Regions from separate parts of the Homo sapiens genome. Here region 2 is linked to region 1. A link is a contact called in ENCODE Hi-C or POLR2A ChIA-PET data. All regions are on one chromosome and are shown on one strand. Each heading gives the region's core, a stretch centred on a gene start or an enhancer-like site at or near the end of the contact. The rest is flanking DNA. Distances are from core to core; before and after follow the strand shown.

Region 1 (7,232 bases), core at 1,166-3,665:
GCGCCTTGTTTGAGCAGGCAGAGTCCTGCAGTCGGGGCGAACTCCCCCCTCAGTCTGGGGCAGCGCAGTGGGGAGGGCAGGGACCTCAGTAAAGGGGTGGACTGGGGCGCTGGTTGCAGAGAGGACTGACAATTAGAGTCAGTAGAACTGCTTGAACCCAGGAGGTGGAGGTTGCAGTGAGCTGAGATTGCACCACTGGGCGACAGAGCAATACTGCCTCTCAAAGAAAAACAAAAAAGAGTTTTCCTGTTAATAATTAGGAAGACTAAGCAGCCCCAGAGATAAGACCTCATGGGATCATTGTTACTTCTTATGGAGTGATAAAGTGACCTTCCTCGAATTGTATCAATCCATAACCAATCAAGTTGCTGCAACCTATGCACTGGGCTTGAATGAAAGCTGTCATGATTCTGCTAAAGATTCTCTGTCTTTCCCTGTGTGTGAAACCTTAACGTCTCTACTTTGGAACGCCGATCTCATTTATTTGGAGTTGGTGTTTCCAGGTGGCTTTCTTCAAGCTTTGTGTTCACATAAACTCAGTACTTAATCTTACATTCTAAATTTTATTATTTACTGCTGACGTCAGTTTCTGTCGGATTGTAGGCGCCTGACCAGAGAGGGCACGCGTCGCTATGTTGTAAAACTCACACTCGTCAAAAAGACATGGGTTAGGGTTTTCCCCCTCCCTCTGGATGAAGCTAATTAGCTGACACAGATGGTCACCTCCATTACCAAATAGAGCCAGGATGAACTATGTGTGACCAAGAGTGTTGTCAAGTCCTCTTCCCTGAGGACTGATTAGTGTTTATCTTGAAAACATGTACTCAATGGGTTGTATAGAACAGTGAAGTTTCCTTGTCTCTTTTCAACCTCTTAGCTGTTTGCCTCAATTTCCCATCACATTCTGGTTTAAGGCTTACTTATTAATAATGTGGTTTTTATTTCTTTCACTATTATCATCGTGAAGATGATTTCTCATTGGGGGGAAGATTTTTTTTGTTTTCCATTATATTTTCTCAAAATTTAAAGAGTAAAGAAATGAATATTTTTTGGGCCAGGAAGTGTGGCTTATGACTATAATCCCAGCACTTTCAGAGGCTGAGGCAGTCAGATCACTTGAAGTCAGAAGTTCGAGACCAGCCTAGCCAATATAGTGAAACCTCGTTTGTATCGAAAATACAAAAATTAGCCGGGCATGGTTGTGCGCGTCTGTAATGTCAACTACTCCGGAGGCTGAGACAGGAAAATCGGTTCAACCCAGGAGGCAGAGGCTGCAGTGAGCCCAGATCTCGCCACCGCATTCCAGCCTGGCCAAAAAAGAAAACTCTGCCTCAAAAAAAAAAAAAAAAAAAAATAGAAAAAACTAAATATATAAAAGAAAATAAGCCGGGCGCGGTGGCTCACACCTGTAATCCCAGCACTTTGGGAGGCCGAGGCGGGCGGATTACTTGAGGTCGGAAATTTGAGACCAACCTGACCAACATGGAGAAATCCCATCTCTACTAAAAATACAAAATTAGCAGGGCATGGTGGCACATCCCTGTGATCCCAGCTACTTGGGAGATAGAGGCATGAGAATCGATTGAACCTGGGAGACAGAGATCGCGCCATTGCACTCCAGCCTGGTCAACTAGAGCAAAACTCCATCTCAAGAAACAAAAAAAGAAACTGATAGATCTCTTACACAAATACGCTGGGACAACTAACTGGATATCCACGTGGAAAAGAATAATGTTGGATCCCTATGTAACATCATCAAAAATTTTATTATAAAAAAGAAAAGAGAGAGAGAGACGAGGAAGGGAGCCCTGCGGGAGGGGGTGTTACTTTGTCGCCCAGGCTGGCCTGAACTCCCAGGCTCGGCGATCCTCCCGCCGCTGCTTCCTGAATAGCTGGGACCTCAGGCTCCCACTCCCGCGCCCATATCCCAGCTGTGTTTAAGCCGCAGGTGGTGACCTCACCCATCCTTGGCCTGAGCACTCCATCCTGCATCTCAGGCAGTGGCCTGAGTCTCTAAAGCTGAGCACAGCGTGGACTCTCTCCCAAGTGAATGGAGAATAGAAAGGGAGAGGATTTCTATTCGGTTCTGTGGGCTATCAGCATGAAATTGTACCTTCCGCCCAGGCAGGGCTTTGCATTTCACATTCTAGTTTGCATCCCCGTTCCAGATAATTCCAGGGCTTTTGAATCATGCCTCAGCCTTCCTGGCCGGTCTCGCCTCCAAAACCCGAAAAATGCCTCTGCGCTGGGAACGATGCTGAGAGACTCACAGGTCCCGCCCTGGCCCCGCCCACTGCTGGTTCTAAAGGGGAAAGTCTCTCGGCTTCCCACCCCGCCCCTACCTCATCCAGGCCCCGCCCACCTCGCGGGCCCCGCCCAGACCTGGCTTCTGTACTGCGCGCGCACATGCGCGCAAACCCGGAAGCGGATTATGTGGAGTGAAAGTTACACCGTGGCGGTGAGTTTCGCTCTTCTATTAAGTCTGCGCTTACCAGGTCCCCGGCGCTGCTGTACCTGAGACGTGGGGTCCCCACAGACCTGGAAATTCTCTCCCTTCTTCCTTCACCCAGGACAAATTGAGACGTCCCCATGAGAGTCCGGATATCGCTTCCTTTTGGGTTTAAAGTCGCCCTGAGGCTGGGCTGTCCCCGGTCTTTCTGCTGTAGGGCGATGTATACACTTCCTGTCGCGTAGTTTTCCTGCTCAAAACTGTTTTCTGACTCCTCCCGCCCCTCGCTTTTTAAAGTCCTCACCCGAGAGCTGGATTCCCGCCCTGGGCGCCTCCCACCCTCGCCTTCGTAGGCCACTGGAGCGCAGCGCCAGGGCCCCAGTCCCAGGGAGGCCGCGTACTTTGCCTGGTCCTGGAATCCTGCAGACCCCAACCTTGTCTTAAGGCGCCGTCTCCCCCCCACCTCCCTCCTCGTGGCGGGCCCTGCTGCTCCACAGGTCTCTCCTCCACAGTCACCTCTTCCCCTGAACCCGCGTTGGGGAGGTACCCGGGGCCTGTCCTGTGACACGGGGTGTTCTTGCCTGCCCAGCTCCAGCCCCCGGAAAACGAGCTCCTCCGGGATGCAGGCGTCTTATCCAAACCCTCCTGTGATTGTGTCGGCCAAAGGCATTGGGAGACAGAGCAGTAGAAAAGCTGAGACAGAGAAAAGAATGAGAAAGACCCATAACAGAGGGCAAAGTAGAGGGTGGGTGATGGATTTGTCAAGAGACAGCAAAAGTGAAAAGAAAAAAAAAGAAAGCAGGAGGAGAAAAGTAACTGGAGAAACGTAGAGAAACCTAGATGTACAGAGAGATGAAGGACAGCAAGGTAGGGAGAGGGGCAGCAAAGAGGGAATCTCATCAGAGTGAGGGAGAGGAGGAGGGATTTGGAGCCAGGGCAGACAGAGCAGAGTGGTGCTGGTGGCAAGGAGAACAGAGGGAGAACCACAGCAGGGAGGACACCTGGGGATCTGTGGTTCCACATATTGGGGACAGGGGGTATAACAGGGAAGACGGAATTTAACAGGGAGAGCAGAGGATGCACAGAGATGGGAGAAGAGGCGGAAATATATCAAGATTGAGGACGATAGAACGATTGGGGAGAAGGAACAGCAAGAAGTTAGGTAAGTTGCGAGGATGGAGCAGAAGAGGTGGAAGAGAAGGAATAGAGGGAAGAAGGGGATAAACAGCAGGAGAGGAGAGGGGTACAAAATGAGGAGCAGAATGCCAGGTAAAAAGAAAAGAAAACAAGAGCTAGAGAGAGAAGGGGAGAATGAGAGATATGTACACAATTAGGGAGGGAAGCACAGTAATGAAGAAAGATGGGCTGGGCGCAGTGGCTTACGCCTGTAATCCCAGCACTTTAGGAGACTGAGGCAAGAAGATTGCTTGAGTACAGGAGTTCGAGTCTAGCTTGGGCAACATAGTGAGACCCCCATCTCTACCAAAAAAAAAAAAAAACAACCGGGCATGATAGTGTGCACCTGTAATCCCAGCTACTCTGAAGGCCGAGGCAGAAGGATCACTTGAACCCAGGAGGTCCAGGCTGCAGTGAGCCGAGATCATGTCACTGCACTCCAGCCTGGTCAACAGAGCAAGACCCTGTCTCAAAAGAAAAAAAGGGGCGGAGGACTTTGGGTTTAGATGAGTGGGTGAGTTCATTGGATACGATTAGTTGTGACATTTGACTTCTTTGTATATAATCTAGTAACTTAAAACTGCTTAAATTATACAGATGAGATTGAGAATTTTAAGAATCCTATCTATAAGACATGTACATTCTATGAATGTTGGCCTCAGAGGTTAGCTTCCACTTGGAATCCCTATTCAGCTACAGTGGAGTGACTTATTCACTTGTGAGTCACTCTGTTCCCTTTTCCCAGAGTGGGGTAGGGAGTGGGGCAGTGAAGTGAGAAAAAAATCCCTTTCTGTTAACACATAATTTTTAACTTAATTAATTAACTAACATTAAGAGACAGGGTCTGGCCAATTGCCTAGGCTGGAATGCAGTGGCATGATCTTTAACTGCAGCCTGGTCCTCCTGGGCTCAAGTAATCCTCCTACGTCAGCTTCCTAAGTAGCTGGGACCACAGTGATGAGCCACCAAGAAGCCCGGCTAGTTTTCTTTTTCTTTCTTTTTTTTTTTTTTGTAGAAACGAGGTTTCACTGTGTTTCCCAGGCTAGTCTCAAAATCCTGGGCTCAAAGTATCCTCCTGCCTTGGCCGCCCAGAGTACTGAGATTACAGGAAAGAGCCACCGCACGTGGTCTACATAGTTTTTTTTTTTTTTTGAGTTGGAATTTCCCTGTTGTTTCCCAGGCTGGAGTGCAGTGGCGTGATTTCGGCTCACCACAATCTCAGCTTCCCAGATTCATGCGATTCTCTTGCTTCAGCCTCCCAACTAGCTGGGATTACAGACGCCCACCAAGCCCAGCTACTTTTTGTATTTTTAGTAGAGATGGAGTTTCACCATGTAGCCCAGGCTACTCTCGAACTCCTGACGTCAAACAATCTGCCCACCTTGGCCTTTCAGAGTGCTAGTATTACAGGCATGAGCCACTGTGGCCAGCCCAATTTTTGTATTTCTAGTAGAGGGTTTCAACATGTTGGCAGGCTGGTCTCTAATTCCTGAGCTTAAGCGATTCTGTCTCCTCAGCTTCCTAAGTAGCTGGGAACATAGACACACAGACGTGTACCTTCATGCCTGGCTATGTTTTTGTATTTTTGGCAAAGATGGGGTTTCACCATGTTGCCCAGGCTGATCTCAAACCCCTGAGATTAAGCGATCCACCTGCCTCAGCCTCCCAGAGTGCTGGGATGACAGGCATGAGCCACTGCACCCAGTTTCTGCATGGGGTTTGGTCAGGGCTGGGTCTGCGCCCTGAAGAGGAGCTCATTCCAGCCCAGCTCCCCACTGCTGCAGCGTGTGTGGACTCCTCCAGAAGGGTGTGGTGTGGGCTTCTCCAGAAGGGTGCGGGAGTTTTCCTGTAGGAGTTTATCGTCTCTGGTGCAGTGGGCAGCAGAGGGGACCATATTTCCTCAGGGTGAGGTCTCCTTTGTATGTGTTGTTATGTTACAGGAATGGGGTGTATTGATTCTGAGCAATAAACAACATATTTTTAACATTCAGGATTGACTTCTAAGGACTCTTGGTACATGAGGAAGAAACCCGGAAGGGGAAGAGGAAAGCAAAGGCGTCAGGAATGGTTCTTCCTCAGGTGAGATGATATTCTCGGTGGATTGTTCTGTCTCTTTCCTTTCAGAAACCCTGGGCCTTGGAGTTGGGAATCTTCTCTGGGTCTCAAGAAGTGTCCTGCCTGACAGGTTTGCTCACACTCACCCATGCCTTCCCTCAGTCCCTCTCATCTCACTTAGATTCCATCTCTTGTGACCCAATCACATGAACTTGGGAAGAGGCTGCACTGGGCATGGTCCTGGTAAGGGCCCACACCCAGACATGGATGGAGACGGGGTGAGGGTCCCGTGGTGTCAGTGCTGTTGGGCAGCAGGGATTGTTCAGGGGCCACATCTGGATGCTCTGTCAACTCTCTGTGGACCAGGATTAGAGCAGCTGCCAATGGAAGTCACGTATTAATGTCCACGAAGTATGTGGTAAATTCTAGAAAAGGAGACAAATAAGGGGAAATCTTTTCTCCCTGATTTTATACTATATTTTTAGGTAATTTAGTGAGTTACTTTGTTTCTGACTCCAAAAATCTTACTAATTAGAATGGAAAGTTCATACACAGACATGCATGATACAAGGTGTTTTATTCCATCATTATTTTAAGAATAGGAAATCAACCTGAATAATAGCAGGAGATTCTTTAAACCATTCTTAGCACATTAAGCTCGTGGAGATTGTGGTGTTAAGAGGCTTCTGAAACAGGTGTTTTTGGTAAAAATAGTTACTATTTTTCTCAACTATGGGAGAAGCACTTTTGTATCCTAGAGGATGGAGCCATATTCTCATTCCACCTATTATTATTATTATTATTATTGTTGTTGCTTTGAGATGGAGTCTTGCTCTGTCACCCAGGCTGGAGTGCAACGGCCTGATCTTGGCTTACTGCAACCTCTGCCTTCTGAGTTCAAGTGATTCTCCTACCTCAGCCTCCTGAGTAGCTGAGATTACAGGTACATGCCACCACACCCGGCTAATCTTTTTGTATTTTTAGTAGACACAGGGTTTCATCACGTTGGCCAGGCTGGTCTCGAAGTCCTGACCTCAGGTGATCCTTCTGCCTCAGCCTCCTATAGTGCTGTGATTACAGGCGCGAGCCACGGTGCCCAGCCCCACCAATTAATAATGAATATATATTTTTATATTTGAACATCACATGATGTATATATTTGTTATTTATTTATTTATTTTGAGAGAGTTTCACTCTTGTTGCCCAGTCTGGAGTGCAATGGCGTGATCTTTGCTCACCGCAACCTCCACCTTTTGGGTTCAAGTGATTCGCCTTCCTCAGCCTCCTGAGTAGCTGGTACTCCAGGCATGCGTCACCATGCCCGGCTAATTTTGTATTTTTAGAAGAAATGAGGTTTCTCCATGTTGGCCAGGCTGGTCTCAAACTCCCGACCTCAGGTGATCCGCCTGCCTTGGGCCTCCCGAAGTGCTGGAATTACAGGCATGAGCCACCACACCTGACCAATGAATATATTTGTTTTGTGGTAAAACTCTAAGCAAAGCTGCATCTTAGGCCCTTGGCCATAAAGCGTCTCCTTTCCCTGTCACATCCT
Region 2 (7,110 bases), core at 710-3,209, 1.2 Mb before region 1:
AGAGATTGAAGTGTGGCGCCAAGATTGAAAGGAGAAAGAGGTTGAGGGATAGTGAGGGAGGTTGGAGAAGAGAGTAAAAAGAGGCCGCTTACCAGATTTGAAATTGGTGAGATGTTTCTTGGGCTGGTCGGTCTGAGGACCTGAGGTCGTAAGTGGATGTTTCTCACGGAGCAAAGAGCAGGAGGACAGGGGATTGATCTCCCAAGGGAGGTCCCCCGATCCGAGTCACGGCACCAAATTTCACGCGCGTCCGTGTGAAGAGACCACCAAACAGGCTTTGTGTGAGCAATAAAGCTGTTTATTTCACGTGGGTGCAGGTGGGCTGAGTCCGAAAAGAGAGTCAGCGAAGGGAGATAAGGGTGGGGCCGTTTTATAGGATTTGGGTAGGTAAAGGAAAATTACAGTCAAAGGGGGTTTGTTCTCTGGTGGGTAGGAGTGGGGGTCGCAAGGTGCTCAGTGGGGGAGCTTTTTGAGCCAGGATGAGCCAGGAAAAGGACTTTCACAAGGTAATGTCATCAGTTAAGGCAAGGACCGGCCATTTACACTTCTTTTGTGGTGGAATGTCATCAGTTAAGGTGGGGCAGGGCATATTCACTTCTTTTGTGATTCTTTAGTTACTTCAGGCCATCTGGGCGTATACGTGCAGGTCACAGGGGATGCGATGGCTTGGCTTGGGCTCAGAGGCCTGACAGCCCAGGCTGGTCTCAAACTCCTGGGCTCGAGCAATCCTCCTGGCTCATCCTCCCAAAATGCTAGGATTACAGGTTTGAGACACTGCGCCCGGCCTGCCCTTTTTTTTGCCCAGGCTGGAGTACTATGGTGCTATCTTGGCTCACCGCAACCTCCGCCTCCTGAGTCCAAGCGATCCTCCTGCCTCAGCCTCCCGAGTAACTGGGATTACAGGCATGTGCCACCACACCCAGCTAATTTTGTATTTTTAGTAGAGATGGGGTTTCTCCATGTTGGTCAGGTGGAGCTCGAACTCCTGACCTCAGGTAATCTGCCCACCTCGGCCTCCCAAAGTGCTGGGATTACAGGCGTGAGCTGCCACGCCCAGCCTGCCCTCTTTTTTTAAACTGGAAAGTCCATCTTCTCTTGCCCTAGGACATCGGAGCTCCTGGTTCCCAGGCCTTTGGTCCTGGAGTGAATTCCACACCAGCTTTCCTGCTTCTACAGCTGGCAGCTGGCAGATGGTGCAACTCCTAGGGCTCTGCATGCCTGTGAGCCAGTCCCCATAATAAATCCCTTTCTCTCTAACTCTCTGTGTGTGGATGTCTCCCTTCCATTGATTCTGTTTCTCTGAGGAAACTTAGCTAATACAGAGGGAGATTATTGGTCTGAGAAGGAAGGAACATAATACATTTTCTTTAAGTGCCACCTACTTCTCCCTGATACTAAGTTTTAAGTATCATCCGGCTGAGTGAGGTGGCTCATGCCTGTAATTTCAGGACTTTGGGAGGCCAAGGCGGGCAGATCACTTGAGGTCAGGAGTTCGAGACCAGCCTGGCCAACATGGTGAAACCCCATCTCTACTAAAAATACAAAACTTAGCCGGGCATGGTGGTGGGTGCCTGTAATCCCAGCTACTGCGGAGACTGAGACATGAGAATCACTTAAACCTGGGAAGCGGAGGTTGCAGTGAGCTGAGAAGGCACCACTGCACTCCAGTCTGGGCAACAGAGTGAGATTCCATCTCAAAAAAAAAAAAAAACCAAAGTTTTAGTACCATCAGCTGTGGCTGAATCTTCCCGATTGATCAGGGCAAGGGTAGTGGAGCCTGTGGTGGGGCTGGACCCTGTGCAACTGTTCCTAAAACCCACAGGGAAAGTCACAGCCAGGATGTTTCCTGCCAGGGTCTGTGGTAAAAGTGAGGACATAGCTCACAGGGGAGGAAGTTTCACAACCCCTACACTCAGGCCCTGATGAAAGTGACTGTGGCTGGGCGCGGTGGCTCACGCCTGTAACCCCAGCACTTTGGAAGGCCGAGGCGGGTGGATCACGAGGTCAGGAGATCGAGATCATCCGTCTCTACTAAAAATACAAAAATTAGCTGGGAGTGGTGGCAGGTGCCTGTAATCGCAGCTACCCGGGATGCGGAGACAGGAGAATTGCTTGAACCCAGGAGGTGGAGGTTGCAGTGAGCTGAGATAACATCACTGCACTCCAGCCTTGTGACAGAGCAAGACTCCATCTCATTAGAAAAAAAAAAAAAAAGGAAGAAGAAGACTGCATCCTAGCAGCCCCTGGGCAACTTTTGAGTGCTATATGATGGTCTGCAGGTGACTTTGCTACTTTGGACCTCAGTCTATCCCTCTTTCAAATTGGAGGGTTGGCCTCATTGTACAAGCTGATGAGGATTTTAGCTGCTTGAAGTTTGGAGCCAGAACTGGCTTTCAGAGTCGTCTCCATCATTTTCCAGCACTGCTGTGTAGGCCACACACTCAGAGCTTCCCTCTCAGCCTCAGTTTCCCCATTCATAGGTGGAGAATGATGATTTCCATTTTCTAGCCAGTTCGTGGTGAGCTAGTGATGCTGGTGATGGTCATGGGAACAGTGGGTAGCACTCGGTATCCTCTCTATGTGACAACAAAGAGGCACAGAAACCTCAGATGTGGCCTCCCACGGGACAGTCATTCAATGCCAGTTAGAGACACCATTTTGTCACACTGCCTGTAAAAGCAAATCAGGCCAGGCATGGTGGCTCACGCCTGTAATCCCAGCACTTTGGGAGGCCGAGGCAGGTAGATCACCTGAGGTCAGGAGTTTGAGACCAGCCTGACCAACACAGTGAAACCCTGTCTCTACTAAAAATACAAAAATTAGCCGGGTGTAGTGGCACGCGCCTGTGGTCCCAGCTACTTGGAGGCTGAGGCACGAGAATCGCTTGAACCCGAGAAGAGGAGATTGCAGTGAGCCAAGATGGCGCCATTGCACTCCAGCCTGGGCAGAAAGAGCGAAACTGTCTCAGAAAAAGCAAAAAAACAAAACAAAAAAACGCAGCAAATCCATGTTCACAACGTGCTAGCGAGCAGCATAGGTTTTACTGATGATGGGTTTGGTTGGGGTAGAAGACAGTTTTCATCGTACACCATATAGTAAAGCAATTTAAATTCCTATTACTCATCTCCATAAACCCTCCAAATGTTCTTCCCAGGCACCTGACACCTCCTATTTCCTTTCCTTCTGCCTTTCCCCACGTGGCTTCTAAAATGCCTTTTTATCCTGAATGATTTAGTTTTACCTGCAAACAAGCAAACACCATACTGCAAAATTTCTCCAGTTAACAGATTTCATACTCAAGTGACTTCTCAAAGTATTCCCTCAAAGGAAACAGGTCTCTTCCGGAATGGCAAAAGGGAAATTCTGCTGATAGAAAAACAAGCATTTCTCTGTGCCTTTCTAGTACTAACACAGAGAAATGTTTCTCAGCAGAATCACTAGGGGAGCTTTATATTATAAAAACATGTATTTAGCCAGGCGTGGTGGTTCACACTTGTAATCCCAGCACTTTGGGAGGCTGAGGTGGGAGGATCACTTGAGCTCAGGTGTTCCAGACCAGCTTGGGCAACATAGTGAGACCTCATCTCTATTCAAAAAATTAATATAAGAAAAAAAGGAAAAAGAAACATATGTTTGATGGCCCCTGCCCCACCAAGATCCTGATTCAGGAAGTCTAGAGAGGGACCAATTTCATATACATATTTATATATTTATAATTCTTATTGTAATGTATATAAAATATTTCATCTATATATAATTTTTTTTTTTGAGACGGAGTCTCACTCTGTGGCCCAGGCTGGAGTGCAGTGGTGTGATCTCGGCTTACTGCAACCTCCGCCTCCCAGGTTCAGGAGATTGTCCTGCCACAGCCTCCCGAGTAGCTGGGATTACAGGCACACGCCACCATGCCTGGATAATTTTTGTATTTTTATTTATTTTTTTATTTTTAATTTGTTGTTGTTGTTGAGACAGAGTCTCACTCAGTCACCCAGGCTGGAGTGCAGTGGCGTGATCTCGGCTCACTGCAACCTCCACCTCCAAGGTTCAAGTGATTCTCGTGCCTCAGCCCCCCGAGTAGCTGGAATTACAGGTGCGCGATAGCACATCCGGCTAATTTTTGTATTTTTAGTAGAGACGGGGTTTCGCCATGTTGGCCGGGCTGGTCTCAAACTCCTGACCTCAAGTGATCTGCCCACCTTGGCCTCCGAAAGTGCTGGGACTACAGGCGTGAGCCACCACACCCAGCCTTCTATATATAATTTTTATAAATGTCCCTGATGATAATAATTTCTCTTCTAGTTGAAAACCAACAGGGCAAATTAGCACCTGCTTTGAATGGGTTTATCCTTGTGATGCTAGGCAAGTGAGGCCCCAAAACAGGGCTTACCCCGGGATAGTTCTTGGCTTCACACAGGAAAGAATTCAAGGGAGTGGCAAGCAGGTGGTGGTGACAACTTCTATTATTTATTTATTTATTTATTTATTTATTTGAGATGGTGTCTCTGTTACCCAGCCTGGAATGCAGTGATGTGATCTCGGCTCACTGCAACCTCCACTCCTGGGTTCAAGTGATTCTTCTGCCTCAGCCTCCCAAGTAGCTGGGATTACAGGTGCCCACCACCATACCCAGGTTATTTTTGTATTTTTAGTAGAGATGGGGTTTCACCATGTTGGCCAGGCTGGTCTTGAACTCCTGACCTCAAATGATCCACCCGCCTCAGCCTCCCAAAATGCTGGGATTACAGGCGTGAGCCACTGCACCCAGCAAAAAAATTTTTTAAAAAAGGAAAATTGGGCTGGGTGCGGTGTCTCATGCCTGTAATCCCAGCACTTTGGGAGGCCGAGGTGGGAGGATCGCTTGAGCTCAGGAGTTGAAGGCCATCCTGGGCAACATGGTGAAACCCCATCTACTAAAAACAAAAAAAAAAAAAGAAAAAAAAAGGAAAATGGCATTCCTTGTCTTTAGATTCATTCTTGTGTTTCCAGAAATGGCACTAAGCCCAGAAGCAGCTATAGAAGTTGCCAATTCTCTTCTTTCCCCATGAGAAAGTTCTATCTTGAAAGTGGAAGCATGAAGTAGACAGATGTGGATTCAGCTTCCCCCAAGCCTCGCTTCCGAATTCCTAGAAATTAGTTTTACCACCACCTGCAGCAGTGGCGTGGAAGGAGCCTGCGTCGTGAGCCACTTGAGGAAGCTCAGATGGGGTCTGTAGGTAGTTCAGGTTTGCCAAACCTTTCTCCTCCCCTCTAATGATCACTGCCATCCCCACACTCCCAGGATGCACCCACCGCCTGCCCTTACTCAGGCATTATCTCCATCTCCTGAAACATGAAGGCTTCAGCTTCTCGCTCTCCCAATCCAGGCCTCCTCTGTTTGGTCTGCCTTCCACAAGGGCCTTGAGGAATCTTCCTTAACCCAGACCTGACTCCATCCCTCCCCTGCTCAAAACTGCTGCATGCCATGCAACAGAATATTAGTCCTGGAAGGGACTGGATGTGGGAGAATGTCTCATAAAAAGCTGTGAAGGTTTTTTTTGTTTTGTTTTGAGACGGAGTCTTACTCTGTCACCCAGGCTGGAGTGCAATGGCGGGATCTTGGCTCATTGCAACCTCCGCCTCCTGAGTTCAAGTGATTTTCCTGCCCCAGCCTCCTGAGTAGCTGGGACTACAGGCACCCGCCACCAAACCCCAGCTAATTTTTTTTTTCTTTTTTTGAGACAGAGTCTCGCTCTGTTGCCCAGGCTGGAGTGCAGTGGCGCAGTCTCGGCTCACTGCAACCTCTGCTTCCCGGGTTCAAGTGATTCTCCTGCCTCAGCCTCCCAAGTAGCTGGGATTACAGGTGCGTGCCACCAAGCCCGGCTAATTTTTGTATTTTTAGTAGAGACGGGGTTTCACCATGTTGGCCAGGCTGGTCTCAAACTCCTGACCTCAGGTGATCTGCCCGCCTCAGTCTCCCAAAGTGCTGGGATTACAGGTGTGAGCCACTGCGCCTGGCTATGAAGGCTTTTGTGTGTGTGTGTGTGTGTGTGTGTGTGTGTGTGTGTGTGTGTGTGTGTCTGAGGGGTCTTAATTGATTAGGAGCATGAAACAAAGTTGGCATGATGCAGGAGACAGAGGGAATTATAAACTTGCTCTTCCATCAGAATTCATAAATTCTGCTAACACATATTTTGTAGAGATGGGGCCTCACTGTGTTGACCAGTCTGGTGTGAAACTCCTGGCCTCAGGTGATCTACCTGCCTTGGCCTCCCCAAGTGCTAGGATTACAGGCATGAGCCATTGCACCCAGTCACATCTTCCTCTTACACTAACCCTCCTGTCTTCTTCTTATAAAGACTCTTGTGGCTGGGTGCGGTGGCTCACGCCTGTAATCCCAGCACTTTGGGAGGCTGAGGCAGGTGGATCACGAAGTCAGGAGATCAAGACCATCCTGGCTAACATGGTGAAACCCCATCTCTACTAAAAATACAAAAAAAAGAGAATTAGCCAGGCGTGTTGGCGGGCACCTGTAGTCCCAGCTATACGGAAGGCTGAGGCAGGAGAATGGTGTGAACCTGGGAGGCGGAGCTTGCAGTGATCCGAGTTCGTGCCACTGCACTCCAGCCTGGGCAACAGAGCAAGACTCTGTCTCAAAAAAAAGACTCTTGTGATTCCATGGGTCCTGCCCAGATAACCAGGATAATGTCCCCATCTGAAGTGCCTTCATTTGGTCACATATGCTAAGTCTCTTTTGCTATGTAGGGTGAAATGTCACAGGTTCTGGCCATTAGGACATGAATATCTTTGGGGACCATCATCCTGCCTACCGCAAAGTCCCTCTCATGCCACTCTTGTGACTGAGAGAACAGAAAAAAAATAGCAGACCTACGTGAGGTCCTTAATAATTCTCCCTGAGGCTGGGCTCAGTGGCTCATGCCTGTAATCCCAGCACTTTGGAAGGCTGAGGTGGGCGGATCGTTTGAGCTCAGGAGTTCAAGGCCAGCCTGGGCAACATAAGAAGACCTTGTCTCTACCAAAACTACAAAAACTTAGCTGGGCATGGTGGCGCATGTCTGTGGTCCCAGCTACTTGAGAGGCTGAGGTGGGAGAATCGCTGGAACCTGGGAGGCG

The links. Hi-C counts contacts between places; a loop is a spot of excess contacts on that map. ChIA-PET counts read pairs that join two places held with the same protein, here RNA polymerase II (POLR2A). Pooled maps may share reads with other maps.
Region 2: a map of CD14-positive monocyte shows a loop between it and region 1 (12-fold over the local background). The contact joins the enhancer-like site here to the promoter of ZNF83 in region 1. A Hi-C loop is called at or near these places in 2 of 168 maps with a recorded cell type or tissue (CD14-positive monocyte and CD8-positive, alpha-beta T cell) and 4 of 50 pooled maps. POLR2A ChIA-PET finds 5 or more read pairs at or near these places in 1 of 52 experiments (H1).

Annotation. Positions count from the first base shown.
Region 1 is chr19:52,633,538-52,640,769 of GRCh38, reverse strand. It overlaps ZNF83 (zinc finger protein 83), which reads left to right and starts at 2,415. Exons shown (of 3, transcript NM_018300.4): 1 at 2,415-2,458; 2 at 5,617-5,704. LOC137778871 (a long non-coding RNA gene) reads right to left here. Exons shown (of 3, transcript NR_197425.1): 3 at 5,191-6,105. It also overlaps the pseudogene LOC124904757. RefSeq lists a silencer at 2,168-2,367 and enhancers at 2,578-2,697, 2,451-2,968, 2,969-3,487.
Region 2 is chr19:53,824,985-53,832,094 of GRCh38, reverse strand. No RefSeq gene overlaps it. Among named protein-coding and RNA genes, the nearest start is that of NLRP12, 4.2 kb to the right of the region's middle. RefSeq lists enhancers at 233-1,000, 1,771-2,540. Within about 2 kb of position 1,959, at least 3 of the 41 ENCODE cell types and tissues checked have a DNase peak (open chromatin) inside an H3K27ac peak, as active enhancers do; they include CD14-positive monocyte, where a contact is called at or near this core.